Linked DNA regions of Homo sapiens: region 2 is linked to region 1. Evidence: chromatin contacts called from ENCODE Hi-C or POLR2A ChIA-PET data. All regions are on one chromosome and are shown on one strand. Each heading gives the region's core, a stretch centred on a gene start or an enhancer-like site at or near the end of the contact. The rest is flanking DNA. Distances are from core to core; before and after follow the strand shown. Region 1 has its middle 65 kb from the start of RPE65. Region 2 holds the start of DEPDC1-AS1 (DEPDC1 antisense RNA 1).

The links. Hi-C counts contacts between places; a loop is a spot of excess contacts on that map. ChIA-PET counts read pairs that join two places held with the same protein, here RNA polymerase II (POLR2A). Pooled maps may share reads with other maps.
Region 2: a loop to region 1 is called in a map of endothelial cell of umbilical vein, with 4 times the contacts of the local background. The contact joins the promoter of DEPDC1-AS1 here to the enhancer-like site in region 1. A Hi-C loop is called at or near these places in 1 of 168 maps with a recorded cell type or tissue (endothelial cell of umbilical vein) and 2 of 50 pooled maps. POLR2A ChIA-PET finds 5 or more read pairs at or near these places in 1 of 52 experiments (OCI-LY7).

Annotation. Positions count from the first base shown.
Region 1 is chr1:68,381,033-68,388,555 of GRCh38, forward strand. No RefSeq gene overlaps it. Among named protein-coding and RNA genes, the nearest start is that of RPE65, 65 kb to the right of the region's middle. RefSeq lists an enhancer at 3,028-4,227. Within about 2 kb of position 3,504, at least 9 of the 41 ENCODE cell types and tissues checked have a DNase peak (open chromatin) inside an H3K27ac peak, as active enhancers do; they include endothelial cell of umbilical vein, where a contact is called at or near this core.
Region 2 is chr1:68,492,264-68,499,786 of GRCh38, forward strand. DEPDC1-AS1 (DEPDC1 antisense RNA 1) reads left to right here and starts at 4,413. Exons shown (of 3, transcript NR_110671.1): 1 at 4,413-4,508. DEPDC1 (DEP domain containing 1) reads right to left here and starts at 4,819. Exons shown (of 12, transcript NM_001114120.3): 1 at 4,689-4,819; 2 at 2,167-2,432. The coding sequence starts at 4,736. RefSeq lists enhancers at 4,500-4,549, 4,660-4,719.

The DNA.
Region 1 (7,523 bases), core at 2,254-4,753:
GGGCAAAAGAGCAAAACTCCATCTCAAAAAAAAAAAAAAGAATTACTGGGCTTGGTGGCGTGCACGCGCCTGTAGTCTCAGCTACTTAGAGAGCTGAGGTGGGAGGATAACCTAAGTCCAGGAGGTCAAGGCTGCAGTGAGCCATGATAGCACCACTGCACTCCAGCTGGGGTGACAGAGTGACACCCTGTCTCAAAAATAAACAAGTAAAATAAAACTAAAACAACGAGCACTGTATTATCTAATGCAATTTATAAAATAAGCAAAGTTCAGCAATCTTCAATGGAAAAGGTCATAGTATTTGAAAATTAAGAATGTTTTGATGCTGATTTTTATCAAAATGGTACTTCAAGCCATTAATTGGAACAAATTCCAAACTCACAGTTACTTGCATCACCTCACTTTAGAATCAAATCATGAGTCCATTTCAGCTAATAATTTATTTTGATTTTTAGCTTCATGGTCCACTTCAATGGAAAGAGATTTTGTAGCAGTGACTTTGCTTCTCAGACTTTCAGTGAGTCTCATTTTCTTCCTCACAGGCACTATACTCACTGTTAGCATAGCCATAGTTCCCATAGTTGGGAACTCCTGGGTACTCCTATACCCAGACCTGCCCGCCTCATCCTGCCAGAGAAAAGAAGGAAAAGGCAGGCATGTGGGGAGAAGTGGTGAGTGGGTAGGAAATAGGTAGGGGTGACCCAGAGCACATCTTCAGTATCAGTGCCCAGCGGAATACCAATTTCTTCCTAAAAGTGCCATGACATCAGTGAAATATAAATATTATGCCTTTTTCGAATTGCAATGTGTATAACTATTATCCTATGTTTGCCCCACTATTGTATGTTTGGAGTACTGGAAGATCATAACATGTCTCTTTAGTTTTACAGGTCCACAGATAGAGAGGAATTGTGCCTGGGGACTGTTATTATGGGTTACCCTAGAGCCCCATCCTCTCCTGATTTCTACATGATTTACGTGATGGGATTGGGGGCATATGAGCCATTGAGATTTAGATGAGAATTTTTGATTTTGAGTTGATACTCTAATGGGAATTTGGGGAAGACAGTATTCTAAATAGCCCCTTAATCTCTGCCCTCTATTGTCACCCCCTTATTATGTTATGTTACATGAAAAAGTGATTTTACAGATGCTATTAAGGTGACTAATCAGTTGACCTTAAAATAAGATGTCAACCACGTGGGCCTATCCTAATTACATAGAGCCCTTAAAACAAGAGAGTTTTCTCTGGCTTACTGGGGAAGCAAAAGTCAGAGATTCAAAGCCTGAGAGAAATTCAATGTGTCACTGATGGCTTGAAGAAGGAGGAACCTACAAACTGATGAATTTGAGTGACCTCTAGGAGCTGAGATTGATTCCTGGGCAACAGTTGCTAGCAGAGAATGGAGACTTTAGTCCTACAACCACAAGAACTGAATTCTGCCAACAACCTGAATGAGCTCAGGAGAATATTCCTCCCCAGAGTCTCCTGATGAGAACATAGCTCAGCTGACATCTTGATTTTATTCAACCTTTGAGATCCTGAACAGAGGGCCCAGCTACAATATGCTGGATACCTGACCCATGGAAACTATAGCTAATAATCTGTATTATTTACTGTTGTAAGTTTGGGGTAATTTGTTATGCAACAATAGAAAACTAGTGTGTGTGTCTATGTAACACTATGTGTATAATTCTATGCATTTATATTCTTTAAATAGAAGAGATGACATTTTTACAAAATCATATAAAATCGGTCTAGCCAGAGGTTTATAGAACAATCTTGTGAGTCAGTAATAAAATGAAATTTATAGTACAGATAGAATTCCAATTTTTAAAAAGCCCTTAATAAAGAGGGATAGCTCTAGGTTCAAGCTTCTTATTGCTTTATCCTTCTGGGAGAATCTGTGAGAAGGATACCTCATTAGTATATACTGTCAAAGGGTTGAAATCTCAATAAAACAAACAGTTCAACAAGTAATCATTTAGCACCTTATAAGTGCCACTGGACACTAAGGTTAGCACTGGGGGTTGGGTGATTTTTTTTTGTAATTCAGGACTATGAGAAATAAATTTATGTTGTTTATGAGTTGGTATAAGCTTATAAGAGCAAAGGATATTATAAGAGCAAAGGATGCATTCTTAGCATTGGATGCTCATATACCTCATCCAAGGGAGATGAGGTGAGTGTGGCTTCTTGACTTTCTCCTGTTCTTTACAGAACACTGCCCCAGCTGGTGGAGATGGCATTTTGCCTGTCCAGGTTGAGGTCCTTTCAGGTTGCAGGTTGCAGGAGGCCATAAGCAGGAGCTTACCAAGTCTCTTAATACCTCAAATTATGTCACTCCCAACCGCTCGTATAATTACTTTATAAGGCTGCAAAAACTGCCTTTAGTTAAGCTCCATTTCCTTGGTCTAACTAGTGTAGATTTCAGGTACAATTTCTTACTATGCCAGTGGTGCCACCCTTACCACATTGGTCTAGGTTTTAGAATAATGACTAAGCATTTCATATGAGTAGTTATATTAGAATGATGAGGAGTGTAAAATTGTTCAAGATGTAGCAAAGCTTAACATGAAGGCTGGGCTACGGTCCTCAAAACCTAGTTCATAGAGTAGTCCTGGGAATTAAATGATGTAAGGCATTAATTAAATGATATAAGTGCTTAATTCAATGCCTGGCATAAACGAACAACTCAATAAATGTTAGTTGCTATTGTTGTTAATTGCTATGACTTACTTGTTAGTGCCCTTATGGTAACAACTATTATTGCAAAATAATTACAGAAAAGAAGGGCTGATATTGGGAGAAAGAGGAGAGGATCTGGAAGTCCTGAAGAGGCTGAAGAAATAATAGACTGGGAGTAACTGAATGAGAATGTTGGAAGAAAGGTTGCAGTTAGTGAATGGAGTGTTTGAATTTAATATTTAGGAGATAGAATAATTCCAAGTAATGATAGAAGTATAGCAAACTGGGATGGACGTGGAGTATGTGTGATGTGAAATGGGAGATAGGAGAAGAAGGTCATTAACACTAAGGAAGCCAAAGGAGTCTGGAGAATCAGGTAGGGTATCCGTGTGGCTTTGGAACACTCTCAGGATGACAGCACAACTTAGACTACAGGAGGCAATGGAAAACACTAATGTCTTTAATAAAAGAAGGAAGTACCTGAATCCTTGTTGGTAGGATTTCCAAGACTGAGAGTGTCTCTGGATCCTGTCGTTTTAGCAGAACTACTCTGTGCACTATTTATACCCTTGTTGGAGTTCTCTCTACCTTCTAACTTCAGGAAGTGATTTTATTGTGCCAGTTCCCAGAAAGCTGATGGGGCAGTGTATTCATGCCCAAGCTGGCTGTTTGGAATACATCTAATGTACCCATTCTTCCAGCCCAGGCAAACTGCCCTTAAGAGCTACTTGATCCAACATCACGAAATCTGTTCTCATTCTAATTTAGAATGCAGGAACTTGTGTGGTGACTCATATGTTTGAAAAGCTCAAATTAAGTAGTGGTGATCTCAACCATGATTCACTGATGAGAACTGGAAAGTGATTCATCTCCTTTATGTGCTTGTCCTTGGGAGTCTCCAGGCTTAAAGGTCTTCCAGAAACACACTGCACTCAAGGAAAGACACTGGGCCCTCCTGTGGTGGTATTTTAGCAATTACACAGAGGCATTCACTACATTTTTTTACTAGGTCATTTCCTTTAGTTCATTTTATTCCCATCTACAGTCCACAAGATGCTCTTGTGCTGTAATGATTCACTGCCGATAAATGAAAAGTCAATGATACTTTTAGGTCAAAGGTGGGTGTACATTTAGTAAACCATTGGTGCAGATTCACAATTATCTAATATGTAGGGATAACTGTATTTTTCTTAGTATGTACTTGTTATCAAGGAGTAACTTTTTTCTTACCACAGTAACAGGGTTTGAATGTATTTTATATGATACTGTCAGAGGCGTTTAAACCAGAGCAACTCCATCTTGCATAGGCGCTGGGTAAAATAAGACTGAGACCTACTGGGCTGCATTCCCAGGAAGTTAAGTCACTCTTAGTCACAGGATGAGATAGGAGGTTGGCACAAGATATAGGACACAAAGACCTTGCTGATAAAACATTATGTGGTCAAGAAGCCTGCCAAAACCCACCAAAACCAAGATGGTGATGAAAGTGACCTCTGCTCTCCTCACTGCTCATTATATGCCAATTATAATGCATTAGCATGTTAACAGTTACTCCCACCAGTGCAGTGACAGCAGTTTACAAATGCCATGACAATGTCAAGAAGTTACCCTGTATGGCTTCAAAATGGGAGAATCCCTCAGTTCTGGGAATGGCCCACCCCTTTCCTGGAAAACTCATGAATAATCAACCTCTTGTTTAGCATATAATCAAGAAATAACTATAAGTATCTCCTTAGTCCAGCAGCCCAAGCTGCTGCTCTGCCTATAGGGTAGCCATTCTTTATTGCTTTACTTTCTTAAAACTTGCTTTCACTTTCCTCTATGAGCTCACCCCAAATTCTTTCTTGTGCAAGATCCAAGAACCCTGTCTTGGGGTCTGGATCAGGACCCCTTTCTGGTAACAATACCAAGAGGGAATACTAATTAAAAAACTAGTTTAAAGTTAAGATAACTTACACTAAAATAAACCAAAGATTCTTGTATACTGGTAATAGCACTGTGTGGAATTACAAATCCATACCCAAACAATCTACCTGACAAAGTAAGATCATATAATTTAACCAGATTAAGTATTTTTGCATCTACTATGCTGAGCAACCAGAACTAGGTAGGCACTATTGCTATGAATTTTCCTAGTATTTGTTTAAAAAAATTCACTATAGACCTGGTAAACAATCAATTACAATCCCATCTGATATAGTTGTGACCCTGTCCTCAGTTTGTAATGCTTCTAGCTAACATTTACAGTGAACCCATTTTGTGATAGGAACTGATCTAAGTACTGTCAGGCCTCTGAGCCCAAGTCAAACCATCGCATCCCCTGTGACTTGCATGTATACGCCCAGATGGCCTGAAGTAACTGAAGAATCACAAAAGAAGTGAAAAGGCCCTGCCCCGCCTTAACTGATGACATTCCACCATTGTGATTTGTTCCTGCCCCACCTTAACTGAGTGATTAACCCTGTGAATTTCCTTCTCCTGGCTCAGAAGCTCCCCCACTGAGCACCTTGTGACCCCCGCCCCTGCCCACCAGAGAACAACCCCCTTTGACTGTAATTTTCCATTACCTTCCCAAATCCTATATAAGACGGCCCCACCCTTATCTCCCTTCGCTGACTCTCTTTTCGGACTCAGCCCACCTGCACCCAGGTGAAATAAACAGCTTTATTGCTCACACAAAGCCTGTTTGGTGGTCTCTTCACACAGAGGCGCATGAAATTTGGTGCCGTGACTCGGATCAGGGGACCTCCCTTGGGAGATCAATCCCCCATCCTCCTGCTCTTTGCTCTATGAGAAAGATCCACCTACGACCTCAGGTCCTCAGACCAACCAGCCCAAGAAACATCTCACCAATTTCAAATCTGGTAAGCGGCCTCTTTTTACTCTCTTCTCCAACCTCCCTCACTATCCCTCAACTTCTTTCTCCTTTCAATCTTGGCACCACACTTCAATCTCTCCCTTCTCTTAATTTCAATTCCTTTCATTTTCCGGTAGAGACAAAGGAGACATGTTTTATCCGTGGACCCAAAACTCCGGCGCCGGTCACGGACTGGGAAAGCAGCCTTCCTTTGGTGTTTAATCATTGCAGGGATGTCTCTCTGATTATTCACCCACGTTTCAAAGGTATCAGACCACGCAGGGACGCCTGCCTTGGTCCTTCACCCTTAGCGGCAAGTCCCACTTTTCTGGGGAAGGGGCAAGTACCCCAACCCCTTTTCTCCTTGTCTCTACCCCTTCTCTGCTTTTCTGGGGAAGGGGCAAGTACCCCAACCCCTTCTCTCCTTGTCTCTACCCCTTCTCTGCTTTTCTGGGGAAGGGGCAAGTACTCCAACCCCTTCTCTCCTTGTCTCTACCCCTTCTCTGCTTTTCTGGGGAAGGGGCAAGTACCCCAACCCCTTCTCTCCTTGTCTCTACCCCTTCTCTGCTTTTCTGGGAGAGGGGCAAGTACCCCTCAAACCCTTCTCCTTCACCCTTAGTGGCAAGTCCCGCTTTCCTGGGGCAGGGTCAAGTACCCCTCAACCCCTTCTCCTTCACCTTTAGCGGCAAGTCCCGCTTTTCTGGGGGAGGAGCAAGTACCCCTCAACCCCTTCTCCTTCACCCTTAGTGACAAGTCCTGCTTTTCTAGGGGGCAAGAACCCCCAATACCTTATTTCCACACCCCAACCTCTTATCTCTGTGCCCCTATCCCTTATTTCCGTGCCCCAAACCCCCTTCCCGCTTTTCAGGAGGGTAAGAACCCCTGAACCCCTTCCCTCCATGTCTCTACGCTCTCTTTTCTCTGGGTTTGCCTCCTTCACTATGGGCAACCTTCCACCCTCCATTTCTCCTTCTTCTCCCTTAGCCTGTGTTCTCAAAAACTTAAAACCTCTTCAACTCACACCTGACCTAAAACCTAAATGCTTATTTTCTTCTGCAATGCCGCTTGACCCCAATACAAACTCGACAGTAGTTCCAAATAGCCAGAAAATGGCACTTTGAATTTTTCCATCCTGCAAGATCTAAATAATTCTTGTCGTAAAATAGGCAAATGGTCTGAGGTGCCTGACGTCCAGGCATTCTTTTACACATCAGTCCCTTCCTAGTCTCTGTGCCCAGTGCAACTCGTCCCAAATCTTCCTTCTTTCCCTCCCACCTGTCCCCTCAGTACCAACCCCAAGCGTCGCTTAGTCTTTCTAATCTTCCATTTCTACAGACCCATCTGACCTCTCCCTTCCTCCCAAGGCTGCTCCTCTCCGGGCCGAGCTAGGTCCCAATTCTTCCTCAGCCTCTGCTTCTCCACCCTATAATCTTTTTATCACCTCCCCTCCTCACACCTGGTCCGGCTTACAGTTTCGTTCCGTGACTAGCCCTCCCCGACCTGCCCAGCAACTTACTCTTAAAAAGGTGGCTGGAGCCAAAGGCATAGTCAAGGTTAATGCTCCTTTTTCTTTATCCCAAATCAGAAGCATTTAGGCTCTTTTTCATCAAATATAAAAATCCAGCCCAGTTCATGGCTCGTTTGGCAGCAACCCTGAGATGCTTTACAGCCCTAGACCCTAAAAGGTCTAAAGGCCGTCTTATTCTCAATATACATTTTATTACCCAATCTGCTCCCGACATTAAATAAAACTCCGAAAATTGGAATCTGGCCCTCAATCCCCACAACAGGACTTAATTAACCTCATCTTCAAGGTGTACAATAACAGAAAAAAGTTGCAATTCCTTGCCTCCACTCTGAGACAAACCCCAGCCACATCTCCAGCACACAAGAACTTCCAAATGCCTGAACCACAGCAGCCAGGCTTTCCTCCAGAACCTCCTCCCCCAGGAGCTTGCTACATGTGCCGGAAATCTG
Region 2 (7,523 bases), core at 3,163-5,662, 110 kb after region 1:
ATACATGTACTAAGTATTTTCATTCATGAACAGGGTATCTTTCTCCATTTATTCTATTTAATACAATTTAATACTTTTCTCCAATAAGGTCTTACACATTTTTGGTAAACTTTATTTTTATGTACTTTATAGTTTTGTTACGATCGTAAAAGACTAGGAGAGGCCGGGCGTGGTGGCTCATGCCTGTAATCCCAGCACTTTGGAAGGTCAAGGTGGGTGGATCCCTTGAGCTCAGGAGTTTGAGACCAGCCTGGGCAACATAGTGAAACCCCGTGTCCACAAAAAATTCAAAAATTAGCTGGGCGTGGTGGTGTGTGCCTGTAGTCCCCACTACTTTGGAGGCTGAGGTGGGAGGATAGCTTGAACCCAGGAGGCAGAAAAGACTAGGGGCAGAGAGACTAGTTGAGGATTTATGCAGAAATCCAGGTAAAACAAAAGCAAAACAAATAAAGAGAAATCCAGGTAAGAATTATAGCCTAACAAAAAGAAGATTCATCTTGGAGAGAGATGTGTACAGATCAGAGAACTACTTAGGGAGCACAATAGACTAAATCATATTTAAAGGACAAGAAAGGGAAAGAATCAAGGCAACTATAGGGAAGGCAATGCAATTTATTCAGATAGGAAACCTAAGAAGACAAAACTTAGGTTAGAGGGTGATAGTCATTTTTCTATATGGTTTATTTGAAGTGCCTTTCCAGGAGGCAGATGAAAAAACATGGGCCGAAAGCTCAGGAAAGATATTTCAGGAGAGGCCTGAAAGTCTTAAGAAAAGTAGGCGAAGACATGGCATGAGATTGCCTAGGGAGAAGGTGAAGTAAGGACAAGGGCAGGAACTTGAAGATGGGAGAGTTAAAGGATGAGCAGCAGTAAAGGAGCCCACAAAGATAACTGGGGAGTAGTTAAGAGAGGGAAGATTTGTAGAGTGCTATACAAAATGGATTATTCATATGATTGTTATTGTAGTTTACTTGTATGACATAAATCATTTTTGGTACATAGGAAACAATAAATTCTTAGACATTTCATTTGAAAAGTACCTAATGTTGTAGGAAAAAAAAAGCATGGGCATTAGATTCCACAGGCCTAGTTTAATGGATACATAACAAAGAACCGTAGGTCATAAGAGAAAAAGCAATTATGCTGACCTGTGGGAATCAGAAAAGCTCCACAGAAGAGGCTATAAAGGAGCTGAGATTAAAAGAAATGTATAAGTTTACTAGCCTGACAAATGTGTACAGTGTCTCACGGTGGAAAAACATTTCAGGCAGACAGAACAAGATTTGTTGAAGCATGGTCTCAGTTTCCCCATCTGTTAAAAGGGGTTAATACCTACCCTGCTTGGCTACTATAGCAATTAAGTAAGAACACATATGTAAATCATCAAACAGAGTTTCTGTTATATCTTAACTGCTTAATAAATATTCTCTTTAACCTGTGGTATATTTCTTCTGTTATCATTGTTATTTTTTGAGATAGTCTTGCTCTGTCGCCCAAGCTGGAGTGCAGTGGTGCAATCTCAGCTCACTGCAACCTCCACCTCCCAGGCTCAAGCAGTTCTCGTGCCTCAGTCTCAGGTGTGTGCTACTACACCCAACTCATTTTTTGTATTTTTAGTAGAGACGGGGTTTCACCATGTTAGCCAGGCTGGTCTCAAACTCCTAGCTTCAAGTTGATCCGCCCACCTCAGCCTCCCAAAGTGCTGGGATTACAGGCATGAGCCACTTTACCTGGTCCTGTTATTTGTCTGTTATTTATTATGTAAGATTTGCTATTATCCTATTACATGTATTCTTAAATTAAATTATATGTTTGAAGGGAAGGATCTGTGAACTTATAATCTAGAAACTATGCAACTAAAGGTCAGTAATATGTCCTTAAAATGTTATAAAGTGTTCAGAATATGCGGAAGTGATAATACATCAGTATTTCCCTTCCAATTCCCTACTTTATTATATATGCTAACACTTAAAAACTTTAAATTTTGTAGCAATTAACTTTCACATTACAATTTTTCTAAATGATTTTAGTTGAACTAACAGCATTAATAGTTTTCCAAAGAAATAAAACTTCTTTGAAGAAGCTGCTGTTATAGTAAAAGTATAATATAAGTAGAGATAAAACTTTACAGTAATTCAGTTTTACAGTTACATATCTGTTCATTACCTGAAGAGCTGGTTGTTATCATCAACATTTTCTGATCCCCACCTCCCTTTGATATCTTCAATTACATGATTCTTAAGAAATTTCCTCAACAGTTGGATAGTCTGTTGCCTTGTAACTTCAGGACCAAAATTGCTATTATTTCTTAATAGGTCATAAAGCCAATCCACTGCTTCTCCTGCTGTGAAACAATTGCCATATTTTTTAAAGTGTTGTCTGTGTTTTCTTAGAGGCATTCCTGCTCGAAAAGATGTGGTAACTTCATTCCACTGTAAAAAGAAGGAAAATATTTTTAAAAAATTGAAGAAAAATTAAATCTCATATTGATTTGAAGTACATTAGGTAAAGAAAATTCTTTAATTCACATCTGATTATATCATAAAAATTCTTGAAGAATCATTCATCTTATTTGTGCCATATAAAATTTTATATCTGGCCGGGCACGGTGGCTCATGCCTGTAATCCCAGCACTTTGGGAGGCCGATGCGGGTGGATCACCGGAGGTCGGGAGTTCGAGACCAGCCTGACCAATATGGAGAAACTCCGTCTCTACTAAAAATACAAAATTAGCTGGGCATAGTGGTGCATGCCTATAATCCCAGCTACTCAGGAGGCTGAGTCAGGAGAATCACTTGAACCTGGGAGGCGGAGGTTGCGGTGAGCTGAGATTGCACCATTGCACTCTAGCCTTGGCAACAAGAGCAAAACTCAGTCTCAAAAAAAAAAAAATTATATCTTACACTGCTTTCTTTTTATTAATTCTAGTGCTGTAGTAATATTTTTATGTAATAGCTTTTTTATTAGAAGAACTTCATTGGCTGATCTAAGATCCTTATTTAAGATCCTGAGCTTATTTAAGAAATCTGGAAATAAGGAAGAACTACAATCAATAGAGAAAACATTCATCCCTGTTTTTTACCTCAATTAATATTAATGTTGGTAGCACTGTGCTTCACATTCATTATTTCACTTTAATTACCCCAATTCTATGAATAGGTACTATTAATTTCTCATTTTTCACATAAGGAAAATAAAGCAGAGAGATTAATAAAATGACCAAGGTCACACAGCTAAGTGATGAACCTAGGCATTCAAACCCAGGTGTGATTGACTCTAGAAACTGATATTGAGCTGCTCACTCTGTACTGGCCTGAGGACACAGTAATAAAAATGACAGAAAGGGACTCTGTACTAAGGGAGATTACAGAACGGCTTTCCTGAGATGCAGTACAGGGTAGTGGCTTTAAGAACAGGCTCTGGAGTTAGACTAGTAGGGCTGGTTTCCCAGCTCTAGCTCTGCCACTATTGTTTATGACTTTTTGGGCCTATCTTCAATCTCTATGCCTCAATCTCCTTAACCACAAAACAGGGACAAAAGGACCTAACGAATGGGCTTATTGGAATGATAAAATGATGTAATATATGTGAAGTACTAGTAAGCATTCAGTGCATGTTTTCTTTTTCAGCGTGCTTATACTACTTTCATCTAATGGGTTTTAAATAATGTGGCAGGACTACTGATTGAGGTTCCTTCCTGTCCTAAATTCTATCCTTCATATTGGTAAATATAGCCAATAACTTACTAAGTAGCAGAATCCATGTAAGATCGCCATACCAGGAAGATCTGAATTCTAGCTCTGCCACTTGCTGTTGATGTGACTCTAGAGGGCATTTAACGTCTGTGAGCCTCAGTGTGCACCTGATAAAGTAGGGCTAATAATACATGCTCGTCTGAAGGGCATTCCTAAGAGGAAAATGCTTGTTATTCTGCAGATCACAACACACTTTAAAAAACAGCATCCTCCTGGGAAACCCCTTAAGGCAAGCATGTATTAGTAACCTTTACCAATGTGGAAACAGGCTCACAGAAGGTAGGGGACTCACCTAACGTCACATAACCAGCACCACAGTATCCTATAGAACCGAAGACCCAACTGCACAAAACGCGTTAGGAGTGCTGTACGTGCAATTCAGGGACCACCAGCAGTGGTTACTGATGGGTACTCAGAAATACCGTTTTGAAACAGGCAGCTGTTATCCTAGTGCTATTCGGCCGATACATCCTGCGTTAAATTCTATGGGTTCAATAAACAAAATTGCCACATTCGGGCTTGCCCCCCACCTAACCCTACAAAGCTTTGGACCTCATTCCCAATTGTTCCCTAATTCTGAGGCGGGTAGAAAATCAGGCGAGGTGAGCGGCCAAATCGGAATATTCTAAGACGCCCCCACGGGACGCCGGCCACACCAGGCACAGGAGTCGCTCCTCATAGCGAGTCTGGTGCGGCCTACGCGCGGCGCTTCCTTTCGGACCTGAGGCCCAGACCCTCAAAATAGAGGGAGCGGTGAGTCTGGCAAGGGTTGCATACCCGCTACTTCTCCTCGCCAGCCTTTTCACTGAACCTAGGGATCCTGGGACTCATCCCTCCGACCGAGGTAAAACTGCGAACGGTCGAGGTAAAACTGCGAACAGTGGTGACTGCCGTCAGCCCGCTGACCGGTCCCGTCTATCCGAGCTGTCTTACCAGCTTGGTGGCCCGATAAGGCCCGGGAGGCACACCCTGACTCTCCATAGGTCTGTCAGCGCCCGGTGGCGTCCATGGCGGCGAAGGCGACACTCAGGCCCAGCGGCCGCGGCAGTGGCGAGTCTCGGCACAACCGTTGGCCCCGCCGCCGATTTGAATAGCATAGAGGGCTGCGCGGATTGGCCGCGCCGCGGGTCACGTGACGCCACAGCCAGGCTCGGGAAGGAGTCGGCGAGGGCCGCTCGGCTGCGTCCTGGGGCTCCAGTAGCTGGCGCGGGCTGGGGTGGGCTGGGCTGGCCTGGGACCGCCTCGATGGGACAGGCTCGGGTTTCCCTGGCGCTGTTTCTCCCTCCTGCGGTCTACGGCGAGGCGGAGTCACAGAGTCCTGTTTTCGTGCTCAGAGGGGATGAGCTCTTTAGTTCCAAACGAAATTATTTGGAGTCCAGCCTTTGGTTTAAGGGAATTTGAAATTTGAAAAGACAAGAAAATACGGTTTTTCTGCCTGGCCCTACAGGATCTTCAGCAGTTAGCTTAGAAGGCAAAGCAACCTGATGGATATGTGTCGCAGTTTCTCTCTCTGCTGCCTATCCTCTCTCTCAGCAGGTGCCATGATTCTCTGAAGTGCTAAAATCTAGGTTCAGAACCCCCTAATTGTGCAGTAAAATGGATCATTCAGAACCCCCCAGTTGGGTAATAAAATGGATTATAGGTAGTCTTTCTTAAGTACATACAATGTGGGGCTTGGGAAAGGTTGTGTACAACTTGTCAAATTGCTTCCCTTAAACTCTACCACTGTATAAGAATGTTGGTTATGTTTGGATCGTGATTATACACTTAAAATTTCACTAGGATCTTAGAAAATAAATCTTCAACAGAAGTCAATTTTCAAATGACAAAAACTACATTCCGAGAGTTGAAGAGACTTACTCAGTCTTAGGTCTCCTTGGCAAAGCACAGACTTCATGCTTTTAATAAATACCCTGTCACCAGTCTGAAACTATCTGATGCTAAGAATCCCTTAGTAAAGTGGGAGATTGCTTGAGTGATTTGAAGCTGTGGAAGAATTCACTTGGAAATTAAATAGCAGTTTAAGAGGATAGGATGCAGTAAAAAGAAGAGATAAAGAAAAATGTTCAGGGAGTGGTAGTGTAGGTCTGTGGAGTTTTCCTTAATTTGGGCAGAAGCACATCTATTTTCTACCAGGACCAGTGGGTAGGAATTTTCAAAAACATACTTGGTAAACAGGAACAATCTACTCAATTTTCCACTTATGTTAAGGAAAAGTAAAATGATTGATGTTACAAAATAATGTTAACTGTTTCTTACCTGGCTTTATGATACATTGTCCCAGGATTTTCGTTTTTCTTTTCTTTTTCCTTTCAGAAGGAAATGGAGATGAGACTGTGGAAGCCAAAATTTATTTTTGCCCAGCTCCCCAAGTTGAAAATCATCTCACATACAGCCTTTGATATAGGTAGCCACAGCTTAATAGTACCTTAATAATCCACTGTGGCTGTGGATTCACTCTGCACCATCCACTTTCACATTTATAGTGTCTTTAGATGATAAAATATTTAAAAGTTAGGTTTTTGTTAAATGTGAGTGGTCTGAGTTTCTTTAAGGTAACTTTACATACCTTTGCTCTTAACAATTATTCATTGATTGCATAGTTTAAATCTTGGAAGTCATTTTATTTCCTCTCATTACCAATTCTGCGAGAGTCACTTTATCATCCTTTTCCTAATTCTCCTACATTAGAATTTCTCAGAGTGGGTTAAAAACTACATGTTTTAGAATTTCCTGCAATACCTGTTAAAATGCTGATTCCTGGGATTCCCCAAATCCTGATTGGGGTGTATGTATATATGTGTATGTATGTGTGTGTGTGTGTGTTTGTCATGGGAGGGAGAGTACAGGGTAAATGTGTAGGGTTGGAGGAGGCTGTATCTCTGAAGACTGTGCAGCTGAGATGCTGTAATGCCCATGAACTGCCTAGCTGTGGACTTATATATGAAAGAAATATGAGCCTCTGTTAATTTACTCTTCTAGCTGAACCTAACCTAATCTACTCATTGTGATACAATGAGTATCACAAAAGAAAATGAGCTCTCTTCTTTTGTCTGCCACCATGTGAGATGTGCCTTTCACCTTCTGCCATGATCGTGAGGCGTCCCAAGCCACACAGAACTTAATTCAGGTAGCTGGAGAGATAATGGTGGATGGGAGGCAGGACTAGATTGCAGCTCCCACTTGGATGGAAAGAGCAGAATGTGGAGGCTTGCACTGTGAACTTTTGCTCCAGAATGACTGCAGGAATAAATCAGGAAAGCTGAGAGAATTGATAGACCATCTGAAGGAAGTGGATTGCTCCTGCAGGACCCGGAAGACACCCCAAATACTGTGCTGGCTGGTATCCATGACTGAGAGACCCACAGACAGTTCACATCACACGACTCTGTGCAGACAACCCCCAGTACCAGCCCAGAGCCTGGTAGACTTGCTGGGTGGCTAGATCCAGAGGAGATAACAATCACTACATCTTGGCTCTCAGGAAGCCACATCCCTAGGAAAAGGGGGAAACCACTACATCAAGGGAACACTCCATGGGACAAAAGAATCTGAACCACAGCCTTGAGCCCTAGGCCTTTCCTATGACAGAGCCTACCCAAATGAGAAGGAATCAGAAAACCAACTCTGGTAATATGACAAAGTTCTTTAACACCCCCCAAAAATCACACTAGCTCACCAGCAATGGATCCAAAACAAGAAGAAATCCCTGATTAACCTAAAAAAGAGTTCAGAAGTTTCATTATTAAGTTAATCAGGGCGATCCAG